2 separate regions of the Homo sapiens genome follow, and region 1 is linked to region 2. Evidence: chromatin loops called from intact Hi-C (ENCODE). Cell type or tissue: psoas muscle. All regions are shown on one strand.

The links. A loop is a pair of places that touch in the nucleus more often than their neighbours do. Peaks named below come from ENCODE experiments on the same cell type or tissue, not always from the same donor. Only the 100,000 strongest peaks of a DNase experiment are listed, where the experiment ranks them.
Region 1: it touches region 2 in a loop (2.5-fold over the local background); 3 of 110 quality-filtered maps call a loop at or near these places.

The regions. Positions count from the first base shown.
Region 1 is chr3:31,580,488-31,585,487 of GRCh38, forward strand. The region is part of intron 3 of STT3B (STT3 oligosaccharyltransferase complex catalytic subunit B); the gene reads left to right. Among named protein-coding and RNA genes, the nearest start is that of STT3B, 50 kb to the left of the region's middle. In psoas muscle, no CTCF peak of the experiment used is centred here; no DNase peak of the experiment used is centred here; H3K4me3 peaks cover 1,553 bases; H3K27ac peaks cover 2,038 bases.
Region 2 is chr3:31,634,660-31,639,659 of GRCh38, forward strand. It overlaps STT3B (STT3 oligosaccharyltransferase complex catalytic subunit B), which reads left to right. Exons shown (of 16, transcript NM_178862.3): 16 at 1,325-2,957. The coding sequence ends at 1,405. Among named protein-coding and RNA genes, the nearest start is that of OSBPL10-AS1, 67 kb to the right of the region's middle. In psoas muscle, no CTCF peak of the experiment used is centred here; no DNase peak of the experiment used is centred here.

The sequences.
Region 1 (5,000 bases), 54 kb before region 2:
TGATTTTTTCCCCTGTGTATGAAATATGATGCTACTTGGGTTCACTTTAGAGCTTGCATTTATTTATGTATTTATTATTTTAGCTTTAGCTTGTAATTTTCCAGTGATAGAAATTACCAAAATTTGTGTGTGTCAATATGTTTTTGTATATTTTATTAAGTATATTTTTAGGTAGCTAGGTGAATGGCAGCATAAATTTTCTCTTTAATAATTATTTTATATTGTTCAAAACTACTTGGCTAATGAGTATTTTTGCTCTAGCATGGAATTCTGGAGGAGAAGGTTGCAATGTGATCAGTATAGACAGTGTCTTAATCTTGAGTTTAAAAGAGAAGAAAGAAAAATACCCATTCAAGTGAAGATGATACCAAGCAGTAGGATGTTGCCAGTGCTGCTGTACTTATCAAAAAGTGTTTTTAAAAACTCTTTGTTTATTGTGTGCAGCTGAGGAGAAAAAAAAAAAAACACCTTAAAATCGAGAACCTCTGTTGAATGCCTTTTAATAAACTATATAATATTTTAAATCATAAAAATAATACATGCGTATGTGGCTAGATCCTGATAATATAATGCTTAGTGGAAAAATAAGTTGTGATAAAATATGTGCAGTATGAGAAATCCTTGATGTAAGTTTTTAAGCAGTACAAATCATACTATGTCTGTTAATAGCAGTTTATAAAGAAAGTATAAAAATGTGATAGATAAGCTGCATGTACGCCAGCTTTGTGATAATGGGTTTTCCTGAGGGTGGGTGGGTGATACTGAGGTGGGCAATATTAAGGGAGCTTCACCTAGCTCAGCTAAAAAAATTTTAAATCAAATATTCTGAAGCAAATGTATAATTTTTGAATTTGAAAGTCTGAATAGCTAGGTTCATAACTATTTTAATATTCTCTACACTTGTGTATGTTTCAAATACTTTATAATAAATTTAAAAAATAAAATATTCTATTTTGTGGACATTTATGCAACAGAAAAATACAAAGAAAAAAATCACCCACAGTGAACTACCATTTGCATTTTTTAATTTTGAGCACATTACATTCATGAATAAGTCCCAGTTGGTCATGGTATATAATCTTTTTCATATGCTGCTGAATTTGGTTTGCTAGTATTTTCCTAAGGATTTATGCATCTGTGTTCATAAGGTGATATTGGTTTATAATATTCTTTACTTGCAGTGTCTGTCTGTCTTAGGATTAGGGTAATGCTGGCATCATAGAATGAGTTAGAAGGTGTTCCCTTCTCTTCAGTTTTTGGAAAAGATTGAGGAGGATTAGTGTTGGTTCAGTTCTTTAAACGTTTTAGTAGAATTCACCAGTGAAGCCATCAGGACCAGGACTTCTCTTTTTTGGGAGATTTCTGATTGCTGATTCAGTCTCCTTGCAAGTTGTCTCTGCAGATTCTCTATTTCATCATGACTTAGTCTTGGTAGGTTTTTGTGTTTCTATTAATAGGACTTTGTTGATGTAAGCTATTCAATTTGTTGGCATACAAGACTTGATAATACTCTCTTAAAATTCTTCTTGTTCCCTATGGAATCAGTAGTAATGTCCCGCTTTCTGATTTTAGTGATTTGAGTCTTCTCTCTTTTTTACTTAATCTAGCCAAAGATTTGTCAATCGTGTTGCTCTTTTTAAAGAACCAACTTTTGGTTTCATTGATTTTTTTCTGTGTTCTTTTTCTTTTCTCTCTTTTAGTGTATATGCTGCTGAAGCAAGCACTCTATTTTATCTCTGTTATAGTCTTTATTATTTATTCAATTTTGTCTTTCTGGAAGCTTTGGGTTTAGTTTGTTCTTTTTCTTTCCTTCTTTTTTTTTTTTTTGGAGACGGAGTCTTGCTCTGTTGCCCAGGCTGGAGTGCAGTGGCGCAGTCGGCTCGCTGCAACCTCTGCCTCCCAGGTTCAAGCGATTCTCTGCCTCAGCCTCCCGAGTAGCTGGGACTACAGGCGCCTGCCACTACGTGTGGCTAATTTTTGTATTTTTAGTAGAGATGGATTTTCACGATGTTGGTCAGGCTGGTCTTGAACTCCTGAACTCGTGATCCACCCACCTCGGCCTCCCAAAGTGCTAGGTTTACAGGCATGAGCCACCGCGCCCAGCCCTAGTTTGTTCTTTTTCTAGTTCACAACGTAGTTTGTGAAGTCAGGTTTTTGACTTGAGATTTTTTTTTTTGTTTTTGAATGTAGGCATTTATAGCTATAAAGTTTTCCCTTAGTACTACTTTGACGGTGTCTCATAAGTTCTGATACATTGTGGTTTTGTTTTCATTCATCTCTGAGTATTTTCTCATTTTTATTTTTTGATCTGTTGGTAAGTATCTTGTTTAACTTCCACAAATTTATTTCCCAGTTTTCCTTCTGTTATTGATTTCTGACTTCATCCTGTTGTAGTTGGAGAAGATACTTTGTATGGTATCTGTCTTTTTAAATCTATTGAAATTAATATTTGGCTTTAATCTGCGGCCCAACATATTGTCTGTCCTGGAAAATGTCCCATGTGTACTTGAGAAGAATTGTGTATGCTGTCGTTATTCAATAATGTGTTTTGTGCATGTCTTTTAGACCTAGTTGGTTTGTTGTGTTAAGTTCTATATCATCTCCTGTCTGGTTGTTCTATCCATTATTGAGAATAGAGTATTGATGTCACCAGCTATTATTGTAGAACTGTTTATTTCTTCAATTCTGTCAAGTGTTTTCTTCCTATATTTTGATGGTCTGTTATCAGGTACATAAATGTTTGCAATTGCTATACCTTCTTGCTGTATTGAACTGTTTTATTGCTGTATATATTGGGTTCTTTCTCTTTTGTAACCTTTTTTTTAAAAAAAAAATTCAAAGTCTGTTTTTTCTTTTTTAATTTTGTAGAGATGAGGTTTCACCATGTTGCCCAGGCTGGTCTTGAACTCCTGGGCTCAAGCAATCCTCCCTCCTCACTTCCCAAAGTGTTGGAGTTACAGGTTTGAACCACCACACCCTGCCTTTTTTTGTTTCATTTTGTTTTGTTTTGAATTTTATAGAGTTAAAGTCTGTCTTTTCTCATATTAGTATAGCCATCCCTGCTCTCTTTTGGTTACTATTTGCATGGAATAACTTTCTGTCCTTTCAGTCTCTTTGTCTTTGGATTTAAAGTGCATCTCTTACATAACTGCATGTAGTTGGATCATGTGTTTATTCTTTCTGCCAATCTCTGTTTTTGGAGAGTTTAATACACATTGGAAGTAATTACTCGTAAAGAGGTACTGATTTCTGTGGTTGTGCTGTTTTCTACATGCCTTATAGCTTTTTTTTTGTCCCTCATTTCTCCATTAGTCTTCTTTTGTGTTTAGTGGATTCTTTTGGTAGTGAAACATTTGAATCCCTTTACTTTTGAGCATATTTGTGGATTGCCTTTTCACTCTGGATAGTGTCCTTTGCATGAATTTTAAATTTTTATGAAGTCTAATTAATTTTTGTTGTTGTTGTTGCTTGTGCTTTTAGTGTCATATTTAAGGAAACTGTTGGCCTAATTGAAGCTCATGAAGACTTACACCTCTGTTTCCTTCTAAAGATTTTATATGTCAAGTTCCTCCACTTAGGTCTTTGATCCATTTCGAGTTAATTTTTGTATATGGTGTGAGAGAGGAATTCCAACTTCATTCTTTTGCATGTGGATATCCACTTATCTTAGCACTGTTAAAGAAAAATACTCTTTTTTGTTGAATGGTTTTAGCACTTTTGTCAAAAATCAATTGATTATAAATGTATGAGTTTATTTCTGGACTCTCAATTCTGTTCCATTCCCTTGCCATCTGTATGTTGTGTCTTTATGCCACTACCGCACAGTTTTGGTTACTGTAGCTTTGTAATGAGTTTTGAAATCCAAAAGCATAAGTCCTTCAACTTTGTTGTTCTTTTTCAAGATTGCTTTGGCTATATGGGGTGCCTTGCATTTTCATAAGTTTTAAGATTAGCTTGTTCATTACATCTTTTTTTTTAAGTGGCATGATATTGTTTTGTTAATTCAACAGAAATTTTTGTAGAATACAATATGGAGCAGGTGCTGTTTTATGTGTTGATTACACAAGGTTATATGAAGTTGATAATCTAGTAGAAGAAATTATAGATATCATTGCTTTGAAGGATCATATTAACAGAAGGATGGAATGGTAAAACATTCTCACCCAGAAACTGGGAGGTTATCTAGTGAGTTTTTCCTTTGTTTTCTTTTTAAAAACAATATATTTAAATAAATTAGGTTTACGGTGGAAATAGATTCAGTATTTGAAAATTAGAACACTTGTGTTTGAGTTCTGGCATAAAATACTCTCTGACTCTTGACAAATTGACACTTTTGAATCTCATTCAGTTTTCTCTTAAGATACAGAAAACGTTTTGCCTACAGAATTATAATAGATGATGACATTCATTTAAAATTTCATTATTACTAATTGAAAGTGGAAATAATTACAGTTCTAACTACTATGAAAAGTTGTTTGTAGCCCAAATGAAGTTATAAAAAGGTGAAAACATTTTTTGTAATCTCTAATATATAAATGTTAAGTTGTCTAATTCCTCACCCAGTGTTTTTATTTTTAAACCAACTCTTTTAAAAGGTACATGTTTTTAAAATTTAAAAGATAAGTACTTTGTCATAGCATTATTATTTGTTGATGCCCTATTACTGTTACAAGCTGGTGTTGATAGACATTTTTGGATACACTTTTGGATTTGTGTTCTACAGAGATTAAAACATTTTCATCGTGATTGAGTGATTGAGAGTAAAGTCTATAGCATAATTGCCAGGGTTTGGTTTTCTCTTGGTTTGATTTCCAGCTCTGTCACTGGAGGTTGTTTAAATCCCCACCCTGTGCCTGTTCCATCAACTATAATATGGAAGTAATAATTGTACCTTCCTTATATAACTTAAAAATTAATACATGTAAAGGTATAGAATATTGTGAGAACATAGTAAGAAATGAGTACATGTTTGTTATTATTTACGAGCACCAGAGTATATG
Region 2 (5,000 bases):
TGACTAAGGCACTAGAAATTGTAGTCCAGGCTGCAGAAAAGGCTTTTTGGCACATGGTTCACTGCCAGTAGGAGAAAAGCACCCTGAGGGCTATTACACACTTGGATATTCCTGGGGCACATCATAAGATCTCATAGAAAAAGTATCCTGTTAGAATCTGGATGTAATTATAATAAAGAAACTACTAGATCTGGTTTGAATTTTTAAAAATTGTACCCTCTGAAGTTTCTTACTTTGTGCCTTAATAACATCAGTTTAACAATAAGGTAATATAATGGGGTTAACAAGTTAGCAGTAGCTAATTTTTAGTACCTTAAGAAGGATTGCATTTTGCCTTGTGTTCTCATCCCTGTTAGAAACTACTATAAATTATCTTGAATTGAACATCATGGATAAAGGAACATGATGCAGGATTTACCCAGTTTCTGAAACCTCTGAGAGTTGTATTTAAATGTGAAAATTGAATTGAGTGGTCAGTCTCTTGAGTCTTCTGCCTCTGTTAACCCAGAGCTTTGATGGTGCATTAAATTACTTAGTTTCAAAAAATATTTGCTGTCTTCAATATCTAGGGCTGTGTGTCAGATTGAAAGACATATGTGCCTATAATTTATCCTGTGGGGTTCTAACATAAATATTTTAGCAGTAATTTGTACCACTGCATTTCCGGTAATTTGTTTCTAATACTAGGAAACGTCTATTGAAAGTATTTTAGTGGGATACTGAATTGTTAAGAAAAATATTTTATTTTTAAAAGATGTATGAAACTGAAGGAATATTGTTTTGCTTTACATTTTCAATTGCTTATTTTCCTACCTAAAGGATTATTTTTAGAGAATGTGCCAAGTGATTATATCTCTCATTTTTGTAGATGGTTACAGTCATCCTCATTTTACAGAAAACAGGGACTCTAAGAGTTACTAAGTTAACGTGTTTTTCTGGCACACACCTAATTTCCTGGAGGCTAAATCAGGAGCAGCATTACCATTTCTGATTCCTTAGTCTAGTGTTACATATTCTGTCTTGCCTGGAAATTTTAATAATTACAGCTCAGCACTTTGTGGTTGAGAAGAGGGCTGAAGATTCATTCACTTGATGGTGAGGATGTCTAGGAACCTAGTCCTTTCACTTTGAATGTGTTAGTGTACTCAGGTAAGAAACACCACTAACAGTTTAGTGGTGTTCACTGAACTATTCAAGGAATCCAGTCACAAGAAGAGCAGAGAGCTTACTAAGTCATCATAGTTCAGTAAACCATGTGTGTGTTTATAGATTTTTTAATCAGTAAGAAACCTGCATTAATACTATGTGTTTTGTTTTTTTATAGACTACCAAAAGGAAGCGTGGCTACATTAAAAATAAGCTGGTTTTTAAGAAAGGCAAGAAAATATCTAAGAAGACTGTTTAAATGCACTGTTCTGGTTCCTAACTTGAAGCAGTTGTCCTTGTGAGAACCGGTCTTTGCCTTTAGCTCATGTCGTGTTTCACAGCAAAGAGGGTACAGAACCATCACTGGTCCAGGTTAATGTACAAAATTTTCTGGCAATGCCTGATTAAAAAAATAAAATTGGCTTGTTGAGAACAGCTGTTTTCGATTTCTAATGTGAAGCAAGACAGAGCACTGCTGTAAATGTCTAGCAGCAGATTTTTTTTTTATTGGTACATATTATCCTTCAAATCTGAGAATTTGGACTAACTGCACCAAAGAACCCTCTAATTTGGTCCCTGGCACATGCATACTTGTCAATGTTTTTATTCTTTTACAAGACCTGCATTTTATTTGAATTACCCGAATAGCAATATGTAAAATACAAGTGACAAAATGTGATGAGAGCTTCTTGAACCGGTAAACTAGTACAGGTCTGAGAAAGACATATTAGAAGAATCATTATACTTCCTTGAATTATATTTATTTTCATGTTTCTCTAATGCAAAGAATGTTTCATCAAATGTATATTTTCTGTTGCTTACTGTTTGCTCTGAGAAGAAGCTGCTGTTTCAAAGATGGACCTCTGAGTAGCTAATTGATTCAAGTAGTTTTTTTATGTTGACACATTATTACTGCTGTTAGCAGTCGTTTTCACCAGGTACTTACAGAGCAGATTTCATACATCATTCATTCAAGGGCTAAATTTATATTTTTTGGAAATCATGGCAACTACACAGGATGTTGCTTACCAGGACGGAGTTTTGGTATCTTAGTACTGAAGTTAGCACTATGTTTACATGCAAAAGATTAAGGAAAAAACCCTTAAAGTGGACAGGTATCCAAAGTTCATTTTCTGTGACTCATCAAAGTGACAAAAGACTTGTAACAACTTTGCCTGGACTTTTTTCATTTTACAACAGTTCATCCATTCACAATGATTTTGTTCTCTGCTCCATATTTTTTAATCCCTTAAGCATTTGATGAAACACTCTTTAGTGCTATATGCATTTTCTTACTTTTGTTAAAAATGTGACAGTTGTCAAAAAATGCACTAAAATGTAAATGGAGATTGAACAAGTTCACTTTCCAGCTTATAGGCAACTTTATACAGACTTGAACATTTTCTCCAGTTGTTTAGTAAAAGTGAAAGAGAAAGGGTTTTTCCTGCCACAGGATATAACTTTTTTTTATATAACAAGCATAACACACCACTGCTTTTGGTGGAAAAGTGCAGAATAGTATGTACCTTTTATGAAGAAAAATGTAATTTACAATATTCAGTGAGAATGTTACTGCTGATTTTCTTTTCCAAGGTGTAGAATATTCTTTGATTTATAGAATTCATTTTTGACCCAGATGATGGTTCCTTTACAGAACAATAAAATGGCTGAACATTTTCACAAATAGAGTGTAACGAAGTCTGGATTTCTGATACCTTGTCATTTGGGGGATTTTATTTTACTTTGTTGCTTTAAAATTCAATGCAGAGAAGTTGTTGACTGTAGGGGAAATAAAGTTAATTCAAATTTTGTGTTAAGTGTTGTTTTTTACAAATCTTTTGGTTTTGAAAGGAATTGGTACTGAACACATACCTCCTTCTTCCTTGTTGACTTTCACAAAGGTTTTAAAGAAAATGTGTGGAAAAAAATACGTTAGATTATTTCATCTTAGACCAAGCTATTTTATTTGGCCTTCTTTTACCCTGGAATGAAAATCTCAGGTTTTTTTGTTTTTGTTTTTGTTTTTGTTTTTTGTTTTTTGTTTTGTTTTTGGAAGGGATTTGGGGAGGGGGAACACCTAGCCAACTAGGAATTTTATCTCTGTTTAATAAGGATAGGGACCTAACAAAACCATCCATGAAGTTCTGGTAATGAAATGTCAAGTCTCAGTATAGAATTTTCTCATTAGAAAAATCCCAAAGGAAAGACCCCTCACCTTTCTCAGGAAACAACATTTTGGTTCAGTGTATCTTGTCAGTAAAATACCATATTGTAACTGTTTGAGCACTTGTATTGTAGCACAAAAGTGAAATAGTAGTTTGAATACATTGGAATATAGGATAATTGACTTAAAATATTCTTTAGATCTCTTAATTCATTTCATGTGTGATCACTAACATTGTACACCAAAGGAACTTAAAGATCGTGGCCTTGAAGTTTTAGACTATAAAACAGCTTTTAGGCTGTAGTGCTCTGTAGTATAAATAAGGCAGTGAGGCAGCAACTCCAAAGAAAATTCCCTTTCAAGACTTACATTGTAACCTACTTGAGTTTATAGTTGTGGAGTTTTAATTCATTTGCATTCTAGGCCATGACCAAGTGACCAGAGGACTAAAATAGTATAAAAGCATCCTGTATTGAGTTTCCATAGCCAAGGGGGTGTAAGATCATGAAATTTGGAGCTGTTTCTCGTTTTTAAAAAATGAGTTGTAAAATACATATTAAATAAAATTTACCAACTTAACCATTTTGAAGTATACAGTTCAATAGTGAAGTACATTTACATTGTTGTGCTACCAGTCTCCAGAACTCTTTTCATCTTGCTGTAGCTGCTGCTGCTTAATGCTGGTTTTGCCATGTTGCCCATAGTCCTTAATCGAGATAGGTGGAGTAATGTTGAGCTCAACAGCTGTCTGCCATGGAAATAGTAGGAAATTGAGACAGACCAAAAACAGTAATGAAATGTCATGTCTTATTTTTATTGTGAAATGTAACACAAGAGAACACAAAAATGTACAGTTGACCCTTGAACAACATGAGTTGCACACATGGATTTTTTTTCAATAAATGTATTGAAAAATTTTGGCCAGGCATGGTGGCTCACGCCTGTAATCCCAGCACTTTGGGAGGCCGAGGTGGGCAGATCATTTGAGGTCAGGAGTTCGAGACCAGCCTGGCCAACATGGTATAACCCCATCTCTACTAAAATTAGAAAAATTAGCTGGGCGTGGTGGCAGGCTCCTGTAGTCCAGCTACTCTGGAAGCTGAGGCTGGAGAATAGCTTGAACCTGGGAGGCGGAGGTTGCAGTGAGCCGAGATCGTGCCACTGCACTGCAGCCTGGGCAACGGCGTGAGATGCTGTCTCAAAAAACCTATATAATTAATGTATTGAAACATTTTTGGAGATTTACAACAATTTGAAAAAAGCTTGCAAATGAACCGCATAGCCTAGAAATATTTTAAAAGTTAAGAAAAAGCTATGTGATTAATGCACAAAGTATATAGATAACTACTTTTTTGCTGTTGATTTGAGACAGTCTTGCTCCATCACTCAGGCTGGAGTGCAGTGACATGATCTTGGCTCACTGCAACCTCCACCTCCTGGGTTCAAGCGATTCTCATGCCTCAGCCTCCCAGGCAGCTGGGACTACAGGTGCCCACCACCATCTCTGGCTAATTTTTGTATATTTAGTAGAGATGGGGTTTCACCACGTTGTCCATGCTCATCTCGAACTCCTGGCTTCAAGTGATCCACTTGTCACGAACTCCCAAAGTGCTGGGATTACAGGTGAGCCACTGCACCTGGCCTAGGTACTATTCTTTTATCATTTACTACCATAAAATATATACAAGTC